Linked DNA regions of Homo sapiens: region 2 is linked to region 1. Evidence: read pairs that join two places in POLR2A ChIA-PET (ENCODE). Cell type or tissue: Caco-2. All regions are shown on one strand.

Region 1 (5,000 bases):
CTGACCAGGAGGCAGGAGTCCATACCGAGGCCCAAACAGGCTAGCCCTGAGCAGGGCCCCCAAGCCTGAGGCCCAGGAGTGGACAGACCTTTGTGACACCCATTCTCTCTTCCTTTTCCATCTGTCCGGAACTCTGGACACTGCCTGGAGGAATCAGGCCTGCCGTAGGCCCAGGAAGGCGGAAACAAAGACGACGCTCAGAGACAGGAAGCAACTTGCCTAAAGATACACAGCACGTAAGGAGCAGGGACAGGACTGGGTGGGGCCCCTGGGGTTGGCCAGGAGTGGGCTCCTGAATCTGCCGATCCCTGGCCTCCTATCTGAGCTCAGTGAGCAGCGGATGACGCCTTTCTGCTCCATTCCGCTCCCTTCCCAACTCTTCCTCTGACAACATGAAGCACCTCAGCACTGAGGGGACCTCACCTGAATTCCATTTCAGAAATGAGAAAATTGGTGCCCAATGTTTCTGAAGACCAGCAACTGCTAAGACAGAGACTTCGAGGGAACCCGACCTTGCCTGAAGGACCAACAGCGCCCCCTGCAGGACACTTCCCTCCATTGAGAGAAGCCACAGGCGCCGGCCTGAGGCATTCTGAGTGCGTGGAATCCTCTATTACCACCTCCTGGCAAAGAACGGAGCTGCAACCCAGCTATATGAGACACCGAGAATGATCTCAACAAAAAGGAACAGTGACCAGAATGCCTGGGGGAGGAACAGGGGATACTGGGTGGAAGGAGGGGAGAGGGAGAAGTTGTAATATTTTGTAAAAATGAACATTTTTACTCCTAATCAATATACAAACATCATGCTCAGCAAACTTCTTGGTATGAAACTTCTGAACTTCACACATTTTCAAGTCATTCTATGGGTGGGTGGATTGGCTCCCATGGAAATGCAACTGGGACTGCACATGGGAAACAAAGGAAAATGGAATTTGGTTCACACAAACCTGTTTGGGAGATTGCATTTCCAGGAAATGGGCCAAATTGAGTTTGTTTCCTTTGTAACAACATTGTTGTGCCTTGCTGACTGGAAGGTGGGTACAAATAAAGGAGGATGGACTGACAGCTGAAGAGGCACCAGTAATTAGCCCCTAATCCTTACCAGGGAGTCTCTCTGATGGGTTAAAGAAGCCTACAGAGGCCAGGGGCGGTGGCTCACACATGTAATCCCAGCACTTTAGGAGACTAAGGTGGATCGCTTGAGGTCAGGAGTTCAAGACCAGCCTGGCCAACATGGTGAAACCCGGTCTCTACTAAAAATACAAAAATTGGCTGGGTGTGGTGGCACACGGTTGTAATCCCAGCTACTCAGGAGGCTGAGGCAAGAGAATTGCTTGAACCTGGGAGGTGGAGGTTGCATTGAGCCAAAATTGAGCCACTGCACTCCAGCCTGGGTGACAAGTGAAACTCCATCCCACAAACACACCTGCCCCCCACCCACCAAAAAAAAAGGAGCCTATAGTTTCCAGTAGACAATTTGGGGTTAGTAAAGAATTTTACAAAATACTAAATGTAGTCTTGTATATTTTAGGATTGTTTGCCATGCAACTATGTACTGGGAGCACCTAAATGCCCACATGAAACCCTAGGCTGGGAAGAGGAAGGCTTTCGCAATGCCACGCAGCCGATAACATTTTCTGGTGGCAGGAAATGGGAGGGAGCAACCCCTCCTGGAGCATTTACCTTGCCAGGTGCTCTCACATCTTAGACCAGAAGTCACGAGGCTAGGATGAGGGTCCAGGAGGCAGAGAATGAGGATTGAGTTAGGGTCAGGACAGTGGACACAGAGAGGAGGAGACACAGAAGGATGGGTTGGGACTCTATCCTGGGGGAGGTGAGAGGCCACGCGGAGGGCTGTGAGCAGGGGAGTAGTGAGGTCAGCTCTAGTGTCAGGAAGCTCTCCATTAGGGGGATGGACTGAGGGGGGGATGTTGGGGGCTGGGAGGCCAAAGAGGAGGCTGGGCCGATGGTCCAGGTGGCAGAGGACGAGGCTTGAGCTGGGACCAAGGCCATGGAGACAGAGGTGACGGGATGAGGCCAGGAAGAACTTTAGGGGTAGGTATGGTGGTGCATAGGAGAACGTGATTGGGACAGGGCAGTGCTCTGGTCCATGAGGTTGGGCAGGTGATGGCACCACTCACTGGAACAAAGATCCCTGGAGGAGCACCCGATCCGGGCAGGTGGGAGGCACTGGCTCCTTTAGTGGCCCCTGAGGCACATCCTGGGGAAGGAGCCCAGGAGGCAGCTGGGGCCATGAGTCTGGAGATCAGGGGTGGGATCTGAGCTGGAGATGAGTTGGGGAATCGCTGGTGAAGAGGGGCTGTCTGGAACCTCCAGGGTGAAGGGATGGGGCAGACACCTGGAGTAGCAAGGGGGAAGCATGCACCACCATCACACACACATCCCTCTCCCCCAGCAAGGTGGGGCCCCACCGGGCCATGTCTTCCACAGACACATATGTGTGCAAAATGATGCAGCAGAACAGGGGGACTCCTGCAGTGCTGCTTAGAACTACTCAAATCCAGCAACACACTCTTACACCAGAGATGGAATAAGATGGCACCTTATACCAGAGATGGAAACTGCCCCAGCTATGTCAAAAGAAGGTGGGGGAAAAGAGCAACACTTGCAAAACTGTTGACATGTGCATCTGCTTGTTTCTGTGGAGAGTATCTGCAGCATACCAGGGGACAGAAAACTCAGGCTGCCTCCAGGGAGGGGAAGTGGGTGCTGGAGCCCAGAGTGAGCATACAGTTTCTGGACGTGGATTCCACTGCATCTTTTGTCTATTCTGGAGACAGGGTCTCACTCTGTCACCCAGGCTGGAGTAAAGTGATTCAATCACAGCTCAGGAAGCATCGAACTCTGGGGCTCAAGCGATCCTCCTGTCTCAGCCTCCCAAACAGCTGGGACTACAAGCATGAATCACTATGCCTGGCCAACCTACTCTATCTTTTGAGTTTCATACTTCATCCCTGGATAACCCGGTCAATAAAATAAAATAGTGAGTGGGTTCCCCAAGGACCGGCCAGACGGGGAAGAAAAGTTTAATAAGAACAGAACGCTAGGGGAGCCTGAAGGAGCTCAGGCATTTCCTGGAATACCCAACAGAGTAACCCTGCCAGCCTGAAAGCAACCGAGACTTAGAGGGAAAGGACATAATCAGGTTTATAAAGATCCCAATGTTTAACCCAGGAAAAATAAGATGTTCCCCCAGTGCCGGGGTAGAAGACATCTGCAGATCAGACACAGGGACCAGGACTCCAAGTTGGGAACACTTCCCAAAAAGCATCAGTAGGCCTGGCGCAGTGGCTCATGCCTGTAATCCCAGCACTTTGGGAAGCTGAGGCAGGTAGATCACCTGAGGTCAGGAGTTCAAGACTAGCCTGGCCAACATGGTGAAACCCTGTCTCTACTAACAATACAAAAATTAGCCAGGTGTGTTGGCGGGCGCCTGCAATCCCCGCTATTTGGGAGGCTGATGCAGGAGAATCGCTTAAACTCAGGAAGCGGAGGTTGCAGTGAGCTGAGATCGTGCCATTGTACTCCAGCCTGGATGACAGAGCGAGACTCTGCCTCAAAAAAAAAAAAAAAAAAAAAAAAAAAGCATTAGTAAATATTTCTGGAATCCTCTAGGAAAAGAATGAAGCAGGATTCACATGGAATGAAGACAGAAAAAGCATAAGCTATCTCCTGCAGGTGGAGAAAGAAACAGAAGTTAGCAATGCTAAGACTATCTTCTTTATTAAAGTTACCAAAAATAGGCCAGGCGCGGTGGCTCACGCCTGTAATCCCAGCACTTTGGGAAGCCGAGGCAGGTGGATCACTCGAGTCCAGCAGTTCACGACCAGCCTGGGCAATATGGTGAAACCCCGTCTCTACAAAAAATACAAAAACTAGCTGCGCGTGGTGGTGCACGCCTACAATTCCAGCTACTCAGGAGGCTGAGGTGGGAGAATCGCTGAGCCTGAGAGGTGGAGGTCGCAGTGAGTCAAGGTACCGCCACTGCACTCCAGCTTGGGTAACAGAGCAAGACCCTGACTCAAAAACAAAAAGAAGTGATGGGAGGGAAGGCAACCTCCCACGGTGCACCACCTCCTGGTCTTGACAGTCGACTCACAAACCATCACTTGTTTATAAACGCGTTTCCGATCTGCCATCGTAATTCCATTTTAGTCATGCATCCCGAGATCATTCAAACCACACCCAAGAGAGACTGGACGACAGCACTCACTAGGGTGCTATTTATAACCATACAATGCAGGAGGCTAGCTGCGTGTCGATCTGGGGGACAGTTTAATAAACTGCCACACAACACAGCTGAGCTCCACACAGCCACATGAGGATGGGGACAGCCATTCCTTGGGTTTCTGAATAACGTATCAAGTGAGCAGTGAATTTCAATCAAGCTTGTACATCAGGACCGTCTTGCCAAAACAACAGTTGCTTTTGGCTGCTGGAAGCTGTAGCTTTTCAAAACGTTCACACATTTCAATGTATCGTCGATGTTTTTAAATAGACTTACAGGGAGGGTGGCACACAGCAAAGGCCCGCAGGCCCTCGTAGCACCGCAGTCCAGGTAGGATGCTGGGCGGCGGGGGGTGGTGGAGGGGGTTCTATTTACAGTGTCTGGGCTTTGACTCCACTAACTGTTGGTTTTGTTTTCTTTCTTAAACCTTTTCCTTCAAGTCTGGAAGCCTGTGGAGGGCCTGTCACCTTAAAGGCAAGGATTCCTTGTTTGCACCAGGCAGACAAATGTCAAACCACGACCCCAGGGGCTGCACTAGGCGTCGGGCCCAGAAGCCCCCGGCCATCCAGCCCCGACTCTTTCATGCCTCTGCCCCTGATGAGGGGACCCAGGGTACCCTCAAGGGGACACAGAAGGGAGGCTGCATCCTAGTCCAGTGTCAAAGTGAGGGGGGCGCTGCAGGAGCCTGGACAGGACCACCTAGCCCAGCCAGGGACAGGAGGGTGAGACCACCTGGAACAAAGGCACA
Region 2 (5,000 bases), 250 kb after region 1:
ATGAAACACAAGAGGTCACCGGTTCATCATTGATGGAGCTGGTGACAGCTGCCAGCTGGTGGTGGTGGGGCATTCATTACATTCTGCACTCTGTTTGCATACATGTTTGAAATTTTCCATGATAAGAAGATAACAATAAAAATTATTCAGCAATAAAAAGGAAGGAAACCTACTGCATGCTACAATGTGGATGAAACTTGAAAATGATGCCAAGAGAAAGCAGCCAGTCACAAAGGATCATATACGGCATGATTTCACTGCTATGAAATGTCCAGAATACGCAAGTCCATAGAGACCGAAAGCAGAAGAGTGGTTGCCAGAGGCTGTGGACAGGGCCTGGGGGGACAGCTAAAGGGTATGCGTTATCTTCTTGGGCTACTGAAAATGTTCTAAAAGTGACTGTATGATAGGTGCACAACTCTATGAATACACAAAATGCTATGGAATTGCACAGTTTAAATAGGTGAATGGTGTGACGTGAATTATATCTTAAAGCTGTTCGATTTTTTTAATGCTGAACGCAAACAAGAATCACAAGTCTCCTTGGAAATGGCATTTCATTTCTTTTTTTTCTTTTTTTTTGAGATGGAGTCTTGCTCTGACACCCAGGCTGGAGTGCAGTGGCTTAATCTTGGCTCACTGCAACCTCCGCCTCCCGGGTTCAAGCGATTCTCCTGCCTCAACCTCCCGAGTAGCTGGGATTACAGGCATGTGCCACCACGCCCAGCTAATTTTTGTATTTTTAGTAGAGACAGGGTTTCACCATGTTGGTCAGACTGGTCTCAAACTTCTGACCTCATGATCCGCCTGCCTCGGCCTCCCAAAGTGCTGGGATTACAGGTGTGAGCCACCGCGCCCAGCTGGCATTTCGTTTCTAAGAATTGAACCTACAGGTCTGTTTCCACAAGAGCACAAGAACCTGTTTACAAGGATATTCACGGTAGCTTGTTTCTTTTTGACCCAGAGTCTCACTTTGTCGCCCAGGCTGGAGTGCAGTGGCATGATCTCGGTTCACTGCAGCCTCCACCTCCCGGGCTCAAGAGATCCTCCCACCTCAGCCCCCCAAATAGCTGGGAGTAAAGGCGCACACCACCACGCCCAGGTAATTTTTTGTGTTTTTTGTAAAGACGAGGTTGCATCATGTTGCCCAGGCTGGTCTCAAACTCCTGAGCTCAAGCAAGCTGCCTGCTTTGGCCTCTGAAAGTGCTGGGATTACAGGCGTGAGCCACTGCGCTGGCTTAGCATTTTTTTTTTTAATTGTTCCAATAGTAATGGAATGGAAACAACCTAAGGCTCTATCTGCAAGGGATTGGCTGAAAGAATCATAGTTTATTTAAACAATAAAACCTTACGCAGCTGCAAAAAGGAATGAGGTCCATCTATTTTGAACCACAACTATGGCCAAAATATACCAGTCTGTAGGAAAGGGCAGTGGAGAGGGGGTCCAGAGCATCCTTCCATGGGAATGATGAGCTGAGTAATTTGTTTCTTTGTTTTGGGGTGTTTTGAGATGGGGTCTCATTCTATCACCAGCCTGGAGTACAGTGGTGCAATCATAGCTCACTGTAGTCTCCTACTCCTGGACTTAATCCTCCCACCTCAGCCTCCCAAGTAGCTGGGACTACAGATTTGCACCACCACACCTGGTTAATTTTTTTTTTTTTTAATTTTTAGTAGAGACAGGGTCTCACCATATTGCCCAGGCTGGTCTCAAACTCCTGGCCTCAAGTGATTCTCCCACCTCGGCCTCCCAAAGTGTTAGGATTACAGGAGTGAGCCAATGACAAGCTGAGTATTTAACTCTAGCACTGCCTGGCCCAGACTAACCTAGGCCAGAGTGCTGGGCCAGGGTCCAGGGGGGTCTCTAGTGGAAGGGTAGGGAGCTGGGGGGCCAGCTGGAGCAACCAACATCCAGGAACTTTTTTTTTTTTTTTTGGATGGAGTCTCGCTCTGCTCCAAGCTGGAGTGCAGTGGTGAGATCTTGGCTCACTGCAACCTCTGCCTCCCAGGTTCAAGCAATTCTCTAGCCTCAGCCTCCTGAGTAGCTGGGACTACAGGCGCCCACCACCATGTCTGGCTAATTTTTGTATTTTTAGTAGAGACGGGGTTTCACCATGTTGGCCAGGCTGGTCTCGAACTCCTGACCTCAGTCGGCCTCCCAAACTGTTGGGATTACAGGCGTGAGCCACTGCACTTGGCCGGAACTTTTGAACCAATAGAGAAATTGCTTCACATTTTTTTTATCACCACAGTGATGTTGACAGCTGAACATCAGCTGTGGGGTTAGAGAATGCCTCCTCCTATAGACAAATAATATGTGTCTTTTCTTATATTCTTAAAATATTTCTGGAAGGAGATACAAGAAGCTCAACAGTGGGAAACTAGGGCCAGGGAAGAGTGGGAAGGCTTGGTTTTGTCAGTACAACCTTTAGCCACATTCAGTTTATGTTACTACATGCATAGGTTGCTGCAAAGTTTTTATTTCTGAATTCCAAAAATCAGAGCTGCTGCCTGCGCCTGCCACACAGCAGGGCAGCTGCCAGGAGGGTCACATGAGCTCATGGTGACAAGAGGCCAGGCAGGACCTAAGAGGACAGGCTGGGAGGCCCAGGTCCCCATTGCAGCCACAGTCTGAATTTGTGTGCCAGCTGCCCAGCTGCGGAGTCATGCAGGCTGGGGAATTATGCAACCCTGGTTGGGAAATGCGGCGGGGTGGGGGTGGGAGAGGCCCAAGACCCTGTGTCAATAGGCCACAAGAGGCCCGGCTGTTTGCAGCCTGGGTAGACAGCCAAGCTACGCTCCATTTCCAGCACTTCCAATCCGGCCCTGGAGCCAACAATAGCTCCTGGGGCCTCCCACAGCGCCAGAGACCAGAAGACAATCAGACCCAGAGGCGGCCCTGGCTCAGCCCAGAAACACCTAAAGGTCTTTCTTTGGAGGGCTTGGTTAAAAGAATCATAGTTCACGCAAACAATGAAACATTACGCAGCCTCTGAAAAGGCGGAGGTCCACCTACGTACTTGTTACGGGTTGAATCATGTCTACACCACCCCCTCCTAAAAAGCATGTTGGGGATCTAAACCCCAGGACCTCAGAATGTGACAGTATTGGAAACAGGGTCATTACGGATGTAACGAGTTAAGATAAAATCATACCAGTGTAGGGTAGGAGGCCAGGTGCGGTGGCTCATGCCTGTAATCCCAGCACTTTGGGAGGCGGAGGCGGGAGGATCACTTGAAGTCAGCAGTTCGAGACCAGCCTGGCCAACTTAGTGAAACCCTGTCTCTACTAAAAGTACAAAAAAATTAGCCGGGTGTGGTGGCACACACGCCTGTGATCCCAACTACTTGGGAGGCTGAGGCAGGAGAATCGCTTGAACCCGGGAGGTGGAGGTTGCAGTGAGCCGAGATTGCACCACTTGCACTCCAGCAAGACTCCGTCTCAAAAAAACAAAAAGGTTGGGGCGGGGGGGTCGGGGGGAGGGGGGAGGGGGAATTTTGGACACAGATGCACACACAGGGAGCCGCCATGTGAACACAAAAGCAGAGATCGGGTGATGCGACTATGAGCCAGGGAACGCCGAAGATTGCCAGAAAACCACCAGGAGCCTAGGGAGAGACCTGCAGCCGATTCTCCCGGGATGAACCACCCTCACTAACACCACGATCCCGGGCGTCTGGCCTCCAGAACCACAAGACAATCAATTTCTGTTGTTTTAGGCACTAGGTTTGTGGTACTTTGTTAGCCTAAGCAAACTAATGCAGCACTGAGACAGAGCTGCTGTCAAAACATGCTGTTTGGTGAAAAAAGTGGGGGCACAGGCTGGGCGCAGCGGCTCACGCCTGGAATCCCAGCACTTTGAGAGGCCGAGGAGGGTGGATCACCTGATGTCAGGGGTTCGAGACCAGCCTGGCCAACATGGTGAAACCCCATGTCTACTAAAAATACAAAAATTATCCAGGCGAGGTGGCGGGCGCCTGTAATCCCAGTTACTCGGGAGGCTGAGGCAGGAGAATTACTTGAACACAGGAGGCAGAGGTTGCAGTGGGCTGAGATCACACCACTGCATTCCAGCCTGGGTAACAGAGTGAGACTCCCTCTCAAAAGAAAAAAAAAAGTGGGGGTGGGCACAGCACCCTGACACGGGGGTGATGAGCTGAGCATTTAACACCAAATAACCAGTGCCGCGCAGCCTGGGCCAACCTGAGCAGCCCTGGGACAGCGTCCTGAGCCTTCCCTAGAGCCTCAGCAGCCTCCTTCTGGTCTCAGCACCACCCACTCCAGTGTGTCTCTCACACGGCCCCCAAGGGGTCTTCTTGCTCCCAGAGCTGAATTTGTCCAACCCCTGCTCCCAGCCCTCCCACAGCTCCCCAGCACCCCAGGACAAAGTCCCAACCTCCTAGGCTGGCGTTTGAGACTCCCCACCCCTCTGCAGCTCCACCACCAGAAGTGTCAATCCCTCAAATATGCCACCCCTTTCCTGCCTCAGGGCCTTTGCACAGGCTGTTCCCTCTGCCAGGAATGCTCTTCCCCCACATCTCCAGTGCTCATTCCCTCACTTCCTCAGGACTTCGTTCAAACATCCCCATCTCAGTCCACCCTCCCCTGAGCCCCTGCTTAAAGCTGTGCCCCTCCCTCCCCCATCTTTCTCCATGGCACTCATGGTCTTTTTGTTTTTTTTTTTTTTTTTTTTTTTGAGACAGAGTCTCGCTCTGTTGACCAGGCTGCAGTGCAGTGGTGCGATCTCAGCTCACTGCAACCTCCGCCTCCTGGGTTCAAACTATTCTCCTGCCTAAGCCTCCTGAGTAGCTGGGATTACAGGTGCCCACCACCACGCCTGGCTAACTTTTTTGTATTTTCAGTAGAAACGGTGTTTCACCATATTGGCCAGGCTGGTCTTGAACTCCTGACCTCAAATGATCCACCTGCCTGGGACTCCCAAAGTGCTGGGATTACAGGCATGAGCCACTGCGCCCAGCTGCACTCATAGTCTACTAACA

Evidence for each region. Peaks named below come from ENCODE experiments on the same cell type or tissue, not always from the same donor. Only the 100,000 strongest peaks of a DNase experiment are listed, where the experiment ranks them.
Region 2: POLR2A ChIA-PET joins it to region 1 with 12 read pairs; 1 of 35 experiments calls an interaction of 5 or more read pairs at or near these places.

Annotation. Positions count from the first base shown.
Region 1 is chr19:50,482,628-50,487,627 of GRCh38, reverse strand. EMC10 (ER membrane protein complex subunit 10) reads right to left here. Exons shown (of 7, transcript NM_206538.4): 7 at 1-5,000. MYREM (MYBPC2 cis regulating lncRNA enhancer of myogenesis) reads left to right here. Exons shown (of 2, transcript NR_186349.1): 1 at 1-236; 2 at 440-818. Among named protein-coding and RNA genes, the nearest start is that of MYREM, 3.8 kb to the left of the region's middle. In Caco-2, a CTCF peak has its summit at 534 (motif pointing left); a DNase peak (open chromatin) is centred at 587.
Region 2 is chr19:50,232,290-50,237,289 of GRCh38, reverse strand. The region is part of intron 10 of MYH14 (myosin heavy chain 14); the gene reads right to left. Among named protein-coding and RNA genes, the nearest start is that of MYH14, 31 kb to the right of the region's middle. In Caco-2, no CTCF peak of the experiment used is centred here; a DNase peak (open chromatin) is centred at 2,689.